2 separate regions of the Homo sapiens genome follow, and region 1 is linked to region 2. Evidence: chromatin loops called from intact Hi-C (ENCODE). Cell type or tissue: right lobe of liver. All regions are shown on one strand. Region 1 overlaps HCN2 (hyperpolarization activated cyclic nucleotide gated potassium and sodium channel 2). Region 2 overlaps PALM (paralemmin).

The links. Hi-C counts contacts between places; a loop is a spot of excess contacts. Peaks named below come from ENCODE experiments on the same cell type or tissue, not always from the same donor. Only the 100,000 strongest peaks of a DNase experiment are listed, where the experiment ranks them.
Region 1: it touches region 2 in a loop (2.3-fold over the local background); 39 of 110 quality-filtered maps call a loop at or near these places.

The regions. Positions count from the first base shown.
Region 1 is chr19:592,791-596,790 of GRCh38, reverse strand. All of the region lies in intron 1 of HCN2 (hyperpolarization activated cyclic nucleotide gated potassium and sodium channel 2), which reads right to left. Among named protein-coding and RNA genes, the nearest start is that of HCN2, 4.9 kb to the right of the region's middle. In right lobe of liver, no CTCF peak of the experiment used is centred here; no DNase peak of the experiment used is centred here.
Region 2 is chr19:732,038-736,037 of GRCh38, reverse strand. PALM (paralemmin) reads right to left here. Exons shown (of 9, transcript NM_002579.3): 6 at 1,844-1,865; 7 at 1-19. Among named protein-coding and RNA genes, the nearest start is that of MISP, 17 kb to the left of the region's middle. RefSeq lists an enhancer at 1,684-1,733. In right lobe of liver, a CTCF peak has its summit at 1,796 (motif pointing right); a DNase peak (open chromatin) is centred at 1,817; H3K27ac peaks cover 410 bases.

The DNA.
Region 1 (4,000 bases), 140 kb after region 2:
TGGGGTCAGGGGAAGGCCCAAAGCCCAACCCCACTCCCCCTCACACTCTGTGCAGCCGCGTCCGGCAGCCCTTTCCCCATCCGGCCACCATAGGGACCCAGGCGGGCCCCAGCACTCCCCGGGCACCCTGTGCCCTCCTTGTCCAACCCCAGTGCTGAGCAGGGACAGGCCCCCCTCAGCTGTCACAGAAACATCAGTGACCATCATTAAATCCTGTATTTAAAACCCATCCCCGACAGGTAACAGTGAGGCCTCTACGAGGGCCCCTTCCTCGGAAACGCGGGGGTCCTGCCACTTTGTCCAGCTTGGCCCTCGCAGGCAGGGAGGGAGACCAGCTCCGGAGGCCGGGATGAGGCTGGGTCCCTGGGGAAACCTTCCGGCCTCAGCTCTCACACCTGGGGGACCGGAAGAAGCCTCGGACCCCCTCTCACTCCAGAGTGGCTTCAGTGGGGCCCCCGGCACCTGACACCGATGTGAGCTCAGCCCTCCTCCAACAGCCGCCCAGCCTCTCTCTCGGCTCTGACACGGAAACTGAGGCTCCTCCAGCCATAAGTGAAACAGTGGGATGGGAACCCAGACAGACCATGTCATTCTCCTGCCCCGAGCTCAGGGTTCTTCCCCTGAAGTTCCCAAAGCCGACGCAGGTCCCCGTCTCTCCAGGGCTGGATGAAGCTTGGGGGAGGAGGCCGCCGACCCGGCTCCCAAACCCCACGAGGACACCAGGTCTCCTGGCAACAGAAGGCCCAGGACCCTCAGCCCCTTGGATCCCAGGGGAGGGCCTGCCCAGGGGGTCTTCAGCCCCTGCTGGAGCCTGAGTCCCGGGTTGGGGAACGGGCGAGGGCAGCCAGGCCCTCCCCGCAGGAGCCCAGCCTCAGGCCGGAGGCCGTCCAGGATTTACAGATGGGGACAATCCGGGAGAGGATTAGGGGCCGGAGGTCGGTGATTAAGGGAGAGCCTCGGGCCGGGGGATTAGGAGACGGCACTCTCAGCTGTGGAGTCATGGCCAGATCCGTGGCAGGTGCCCAGGATTAAGAAAGGGAGCTGCTACGGGTGGGGGAGATCTCGGGTTCCCGGGTGATCCCGACGGGGCAGATGTTCACCGAACTCTCGCCGGGCGCCGGGGCACACGATGACCACACAGGCCCAGCCCCAAGACAGACACATGGGATGGGCCTGTCAGCCCCAGGCAGGTGGGAGGGCTCCTTGGAGGAGGTGGCGTGTGGGTGGATGAGATGGTGAGGGGAGGGCAGTGGCTGAAGAGGGGCAGCAGGTGCGGAGGTTGATGCTCCGGGTTCCCTTCAAGGCCGGTGGGCGGCCTCGGGACCAGGGGACATGACTGGGGAGGGCTGGAGCCAGGGAGGAGGTAGAGGTGACAGGGAAAGAAGGACCGATGTCTGGAGAGGCCCATGCTGACAGCCGGGAGGCCAGAAAGGGGGACGGGGAGGCATCTGGCAGGAGAGAGGCGGCCAGCGCACAGGGTGCGAGGCTGAACCGTGGGGTGGGGGGTGAGGCAGGGCCCGGCCCAAGTGAGTGGGGGGCTGATGAAGGTGACTTGAATATGTGGGTTTTTAGGTTTTTTTTATTTTTTTGAGACAGGGTCTCACTCTGTTTCCCGGGCCGGAGTGCAGTGGCACGATCATAGCTCACTGCAGCCTCAACCTCCTGGGCTCAGGTGATCCTCCCGCCTCAGCCTCCAGAGTAGCTGGGACTACAGGTGCACGCCACCACGCCTGGCTAATTTTTTAACTTTTTGTAGAGATGGGGGTCTTGCTATGTTGCCCAGGCTGGTCTCGAACTCCTGGGCTCAAGCGATCCTCCCGCCTCCGCCTCCCAAAGTACTGGCATTACAGGCATGAGCCACAGTGCCTGGACAAAGATGTCCGTTTTCGAGCAGGGAACATAGGGAAGGCCCTGAAGAGAGCGGGGAGGCCTTGGCCACCCCGACCCCTGACCCCTCCACGCAGACCAGAGGGCAGGCCACCGCCACCTGGGATATGGGTCCATGCACACCCCACCATCCTGCACACGCTGGGCCTTCCTGCCGTGACCAGAGCCAGACAAACCCTCGCCTCGCCCTGCCCCCGGGGCCATCCCCCCAGGATAATGGGGGGTTTATTCCCACGCCCTAATGCTGGGATTCATCACTGCGGATTTGCAGAGCTGCACCCCCAGGCTGATCTCCCGCTGACCCACTCAGCCATCTGAGGCGGGGCCCAGGGGCCGCCTGTCCTGGTGGGGTCTTGGAGCAGCTCCTCCCCGACCAGTCCTCTCGGGGACCCCAGGGGACATAACAGATCCTGGCTTTGGGGAGCATCTCGTCTGTCTCCCCTCACACGGGGCCTCCCCAGCTGAAGACAATTCAGAAACACAGACCTGCAAGTCAGCAGCAGCAGGAGACGGCAGGGCGGCCACAGGGCACTTAGCCCTGGAACTGGACCGAGGGCAGTCAGGAAGCCGCCAGCCTCTCTCCACCCGACACCTGCCCTGTGCCCCCCAGAGCTCCCAGGGCACAAACCCCGGATCTGCCCAGGTCTCCACCCCGCCAGGTCTGCCCAGCCCCCTCGGTGACACCGGGGGCAGGGAGGGTGGATGACAGCAAGCTTCGGAGAACGCGACCTCCTCAGACCGCCCCTCCCTGGGCCTTCGTGTCCCCTCCAGCCCCAGCCCCTCTCCTGCGGAGACACCCTCCAGCCCCAGCCCTTCTCGTGCAGAGACCTCCAGCCCCTGCCCCTCTCCTGCGGAGACACCCTCCTTTGCACGACTCAGGCTTTCCCAAGTGGACCTGTGTGGCCTTTAGAATCAGCGGCGGCTGGGGTGAAGGGAGTAGGAATGAACTATACTTATTTTTGACCTAATTTTGCTCTGGGAGGCACAGAAGACCCTGCCGAAGCCCTGGGGGTTGCATAAGGCCAAACCCCTTCCTTCTTGGTTTTCACGCCTGTTCCAATTCAGGCACCAACCGTGATCACCTACAAGGAAGGGAACTTGAGCCTCTGGAACCCAAAACCTTGAACTTGGGTCCTTGAACTTGCTCTTCCACCAGCACCCCAGGGAAGCGCCCAGCATGCCTCTGGGGACTTTCAGACGTCAGGCCGGGGTGTAGAGCCACCCACAGCCCCAGAGACTTCAGCAATAGACCAACTGCACTTCTTCTTCCTTTTCTTTTTTTTTGAGACCAAGTCCCACTCTGTCAGCCAGGCTGGAGTGCAGCAGCGCGATCTCGGCTCACTGCAACCTCTGCCTCCTGGATTCAAGTGATTCTCCTGCCTCAGCCTCCCGAGTAGCTGGGATTACAGGCGCTCGTCACGATGCCCAGCTAATTTTTGCATTTTTAGTAGAGACGGGATCATCTCACCATGTTGGCCAGGCTGCTCTCGAACTCCTGACCTCAGGTGATCCGCCCGCCTCAGCCTCCCAAAGTGCTGGGATCTCAGGCGTGAGCCGCTGCACCCTGGCACCAACTGCACTTCCAAAGGGGCCAGCCGCCCAGGCCTGAGAGCCGAAATCTGGACCCACGTCAGCCCAGGACCCATGCTCTGCCCCTCAGAAAATTCAGCAAATATGTGGCACCTGCTGTATACTGGGACTGGGACGTGGGGCGTGAAAGAGGCCACTTCCGAGCACGGGAGCAGGGTGGACTTGGGCGTGGCGGAGACAGCTGGGCAGCGAGGAAGAACCGGGGTGAGGGCGTGCCTGGGGGGCACAGGCTGGGCAAGGAGCACAGCACTCTCTCAGCAGGAAGGGGAGGTGAAGAGAGTGTGAGACGTGAGGCTGAGACACTGGCAAGGCTGTGAAAGACCCCATCCTTCTCCCTCATACCATCCCCACCGTGCAATTGGGGAAACTGAGGCAGAGGGGCCCAGCGAGGACCCAAGACACCCAGCCAGGCACAGGAGGCCTTGGGCCCGAAGCCAGTTGGGGCCAGGCTCCTGAGTCAGCTGCAAACGTAGAGGCCCCTTCGCTTGCTGTGGGCTGCCCCAAAACACCCTCCACAGCAGGG
Region 2 (4,000 bases):
GTGTTGGAGACTCGCTTGTCTGCACGGGAGGTGGAAGCGGAGAGAGAGATGAGGGTCAGAGGAGAGGTCACATGGACCCCCCAGACAGCCCAACGCCCCTTCACAGAAGTGCATCCGGACTCCCACATGCACCTGGGCCTTTGACACCCAGACCCCACCCAGACACAGGAACCTGGGCCCCCAGACACCCAGACAGGCACCTGGGCCCTCAGACACACAGATCCCACCCAGACACCCGGACACAGGCACCTGGGCCCCCAGACACCCAGACAGGCACCTGGGCCCTCAGACACACGGATCCCACCCAGACACCCAGACACAGGAACCTGGGCCCCCAGACACCCAGACAGGCACCTGGGCCCTCAGACACACGGATCCCACCCAGACACCCGGACACAGGCACCTGGGCCCCCAGACACCCAGACAGGCACCTGGGCCCTCAGACACACGGATCCCACCCAGACACCCAGACACAGGAACCTGGGCCCCCAGACACCCAGACAGGCACCTGGGCCCTCAGACACACAGATCCCACCCAGACACCCGGACACAGGCACCTGGGCCCCCAGACATCCAGACAGGCACCTGGGCCCTCAGACACACGGATCCCATCCAGACACCCGGACACAGGAACCTGGGCCCCCAGACATCCAGACAGGCACCTGGGCCCTCAGACACACAGATCCCACCCAGACACCCGGACACAGGCACCTGTGGGCCCCCAGACATCCAGACAAGCACCTGGGCCCCCAGACACACAGACCCCACCGAGACACCCAAACACAGGCACCTGGGCCCCCAGACACACAGACCCCACCCAGACACCAGGACACAGGCACCTGGGCCCCCAGACACACAGACCCCACCCAGACACCAGGACACAGGCACCTGGGCCCCCAGACACAGGCCCCGCACAGACACAGGCACCTGGACCCCCACCGCAACCCCTAGAAAATCCCACAGGCAGCCTCACAGTTCATTCCTCATCCTCAGCCCAGTGATTTTCACAAAATCCCTGAGAGGCCTGTCTGGATTTTTTTAATGATTAATTTTTAATTCTACAGTAAGACAAGAAGACACTCTCCTTATGAATAATTAACACACAACAAACCAGGCCAGAAGCACTTCAGACGCCAGCGTCAATCCCGGCTGGTGGCTGTCCCGCTATCGATACAGAAGCGGACACGTTCCGTGAAATGCAGTTTACAGACAGGGTCTCGCTCTGTCGCCCAGGCTGGGGTGCAGTGGTGCGATCACAGCTCAACCTCCTGGGCTCAAGTGATCCTCCCACCTCAGCCTCCCGAGCAGCTGGGACTACAGGCGTGCAGCACACACGGCTAATTTTTGTATTTTTAGTAGAGACGGGGTTTCACTATGTTGGCCAGGCTGGTCTTGAACTCCTGACCTCAAGGGATCCACCTGTCTCAGCCTCCCAGAGCGCTGGGGTTACAGGTCTGAGCCACTGGGCCTGGCCGGCGGCTAATTTTTTTATGTTTGGCAGAGACAGGGTCTCCCTGTGTTGCCCAGCATGCTCTTGAACTCCTGGGCTCAAGCGATCGATCCTCCTGCCTCAGCCTCCCAAAGTGCTGGGATTACAGGCATGAGCCACCACACCCGGCTAATTGTCTTTGCATTTTTTCAGTAGACACTGAGTTTCGCCATGTTGGTCAGGCTGGTCTCGAACTCCTGACCTCAGGAGATCTACCCGCCTCGGCCTCCCAAAGTGCTGGGATCACAGGCGTGAGGCACCGAGCAACTTTGTAGCTTCACTCCCCGCCCTGCCATCCCCTCTCTGGCCACCAGAGTGCGCCGAGGCCCCACGAGTTCCTTCCAGAGGTCCTACCTTTGGGCGTGCCCACCGGCGTCTGCAAGAAAGAAGAGAGAAGGGTCAGGGGCGTCAGCATCCCCGGGAAGAGGAAGGGGAGCCATGGGGTCAGGAGCCTGGGGAGGGCATGGCACAGTGGGTGACGTCATACGCACCCGCTTCTCATCCTATCCTCTTGGGACTCTGGCCAGAAACACAGAGGTCATCTTTCTTTTTTCTTTTTATTGAGATGGAGTTTCGCTCTTGTCGCCCAGGCCGGAGTGCAATGGGGCAATCTTGGCTCACTGCAACTTCCGCCTCCTGGGTTCAAGCGATTCTCGTGCCTCAGCCTCCCCAGTAGCTGGGGTTACAGGCCTGCGTCATCGCACCTGGCTAATTTTGTATTTTTAGTAGAGACGGGGTTTCTCCATGTTGGCCAGGCTGGTTTCGATCCCCTGACCTCAGGTGATCCACCCACCTCGGCCTCCCAAAGTGCCGGGATTACAGGCTGAGCCACCACGTCCGCTCCATCTCATTTCTTCCCTCCCTCCCCACATACCCCCGCATCAGCGGCTCCCGCAGGCCACCCTGAATCCAGCCGGCTCCTCCGTGCCCCCTCCAGTCTCGTCCACTCCTGCTCTCAAGCGATCCTCCTCCCTTGGCCTCCTGGGAGCCACTGTGCGAGGCTCAGGGTCTAGTGTCGCCTGTCTGAACCCGTTCTGCCCTGCATGGTCAGACCCTGCACACAGGCCCCTCTCCCTGAACTGTGCCCTGGCATCCCTGGTCTTCTTGCTGTTTCTGGGACACACTCCTGTCTCAGGGCTGTGGTGTCTGATGCTCCCTCAGTGCACTCTTCCCTCATCACGTCACTGGGTGTGCCCGTCAGGAAGGCAGGGGCCGTGCATGTGTATTGCTGAGTCTCCCATGACAGCACTAGTCCATGCTCAAACAACCTTCAGGGAAAAGCACCTGGAGAACTCCTATTCAACCTTCAAAACCCACTTCCTTGGCTGGGCACGGTGGCTCATGCCTCTAATCCCAGCACTTTGGGAGGCCGAGGCGGGCGGATCACCTGAGGTCAGGAGTTCGAGACCAGCCTGACCAACATGGCCAAACCCTGTCTCTACTAAAAATACAAAATTAGCTGGGCGTGGTGGCGGGCGCCTGCAATCCCAGATACTTAGGAGGCTAAGGCAGGAGAATCACTTGAACCCAGGAGGTAGAGGTTGCTGAAATCGTGCCATTGCACTCCAGCCTGGGTAACAAGAGTGAAACTCTGTCTCAAAAAAAAAAACACAAAAAAACCACCCCACGTCCTCCAGGTCGCCTGCCCAGCCCTCCCACGAAACCCACATCCTCCAGGTCGCCTGCCCAGCCCTCCCACGAATGAGGCACTTCCTTGGGGATTCCACAGCGCCCTGGGCTTCCCACCTCTTCGGCCTGACCACCCTCCCTGGGTGGTCCCCAATACACGCCATCTTCCCACCTGACGTGAGCTCAGTGAGGTCCAGGACTGTGCCCAGAACCAGGTTTTTTTTTTTAGAAAGAATCTTGCTCTGTCTCCCAGGCTGGAGTGTAGTGGCGTGATCTCAGCTCACTGCAACCTCTGCCCCCTGGGTACAAGTGATTCTCAGCCTCAGCCTCCCGAGCAGCTGAGATTACAGGTGCCGGCCACGACATCTGGTTAATTTTTGTATTTTTAGTAGATATGGGGTTTTATCATGTTGGTCAGGCTGGTCTTGAACTCCTGACCTCAAATGATGTGCCTGCCTCGGCCTCCCAAAGTGCTGCGATTACAGGCGTGAGCCACTAAGCCCGGCCAAGGGTCTGGTTTTAACATCGTCTGGCTTAGATGGCAGATGCCAGAATTAACAGCCGACTCCACTAAGGACCACTCAGCTGTGTGGCCTTGAGCCAGCCTCTCTGCCTCTGTGGGCTGCGATTTTTACTTCCATCACACGGGGATACTGTTCCCACAGGAAGGGCTTTCAGGAGCCTTGGCCACATGAAACAGATGCAGGTGATCGATAGAAACCATGAAAACCCCAGCCTGGACAGCAGAGACCCCGTTTCTACCAAAAATACAGAAATTAGCCGGGCGTGGTGGTGCGTGCCTGTGGTCCCAGCTACTCGGGAGGCGGAGGCAGGAGGATCGCTGGAGCTGGGGAAGTCGAGGCTGCAGTGAGCTGTGATTGT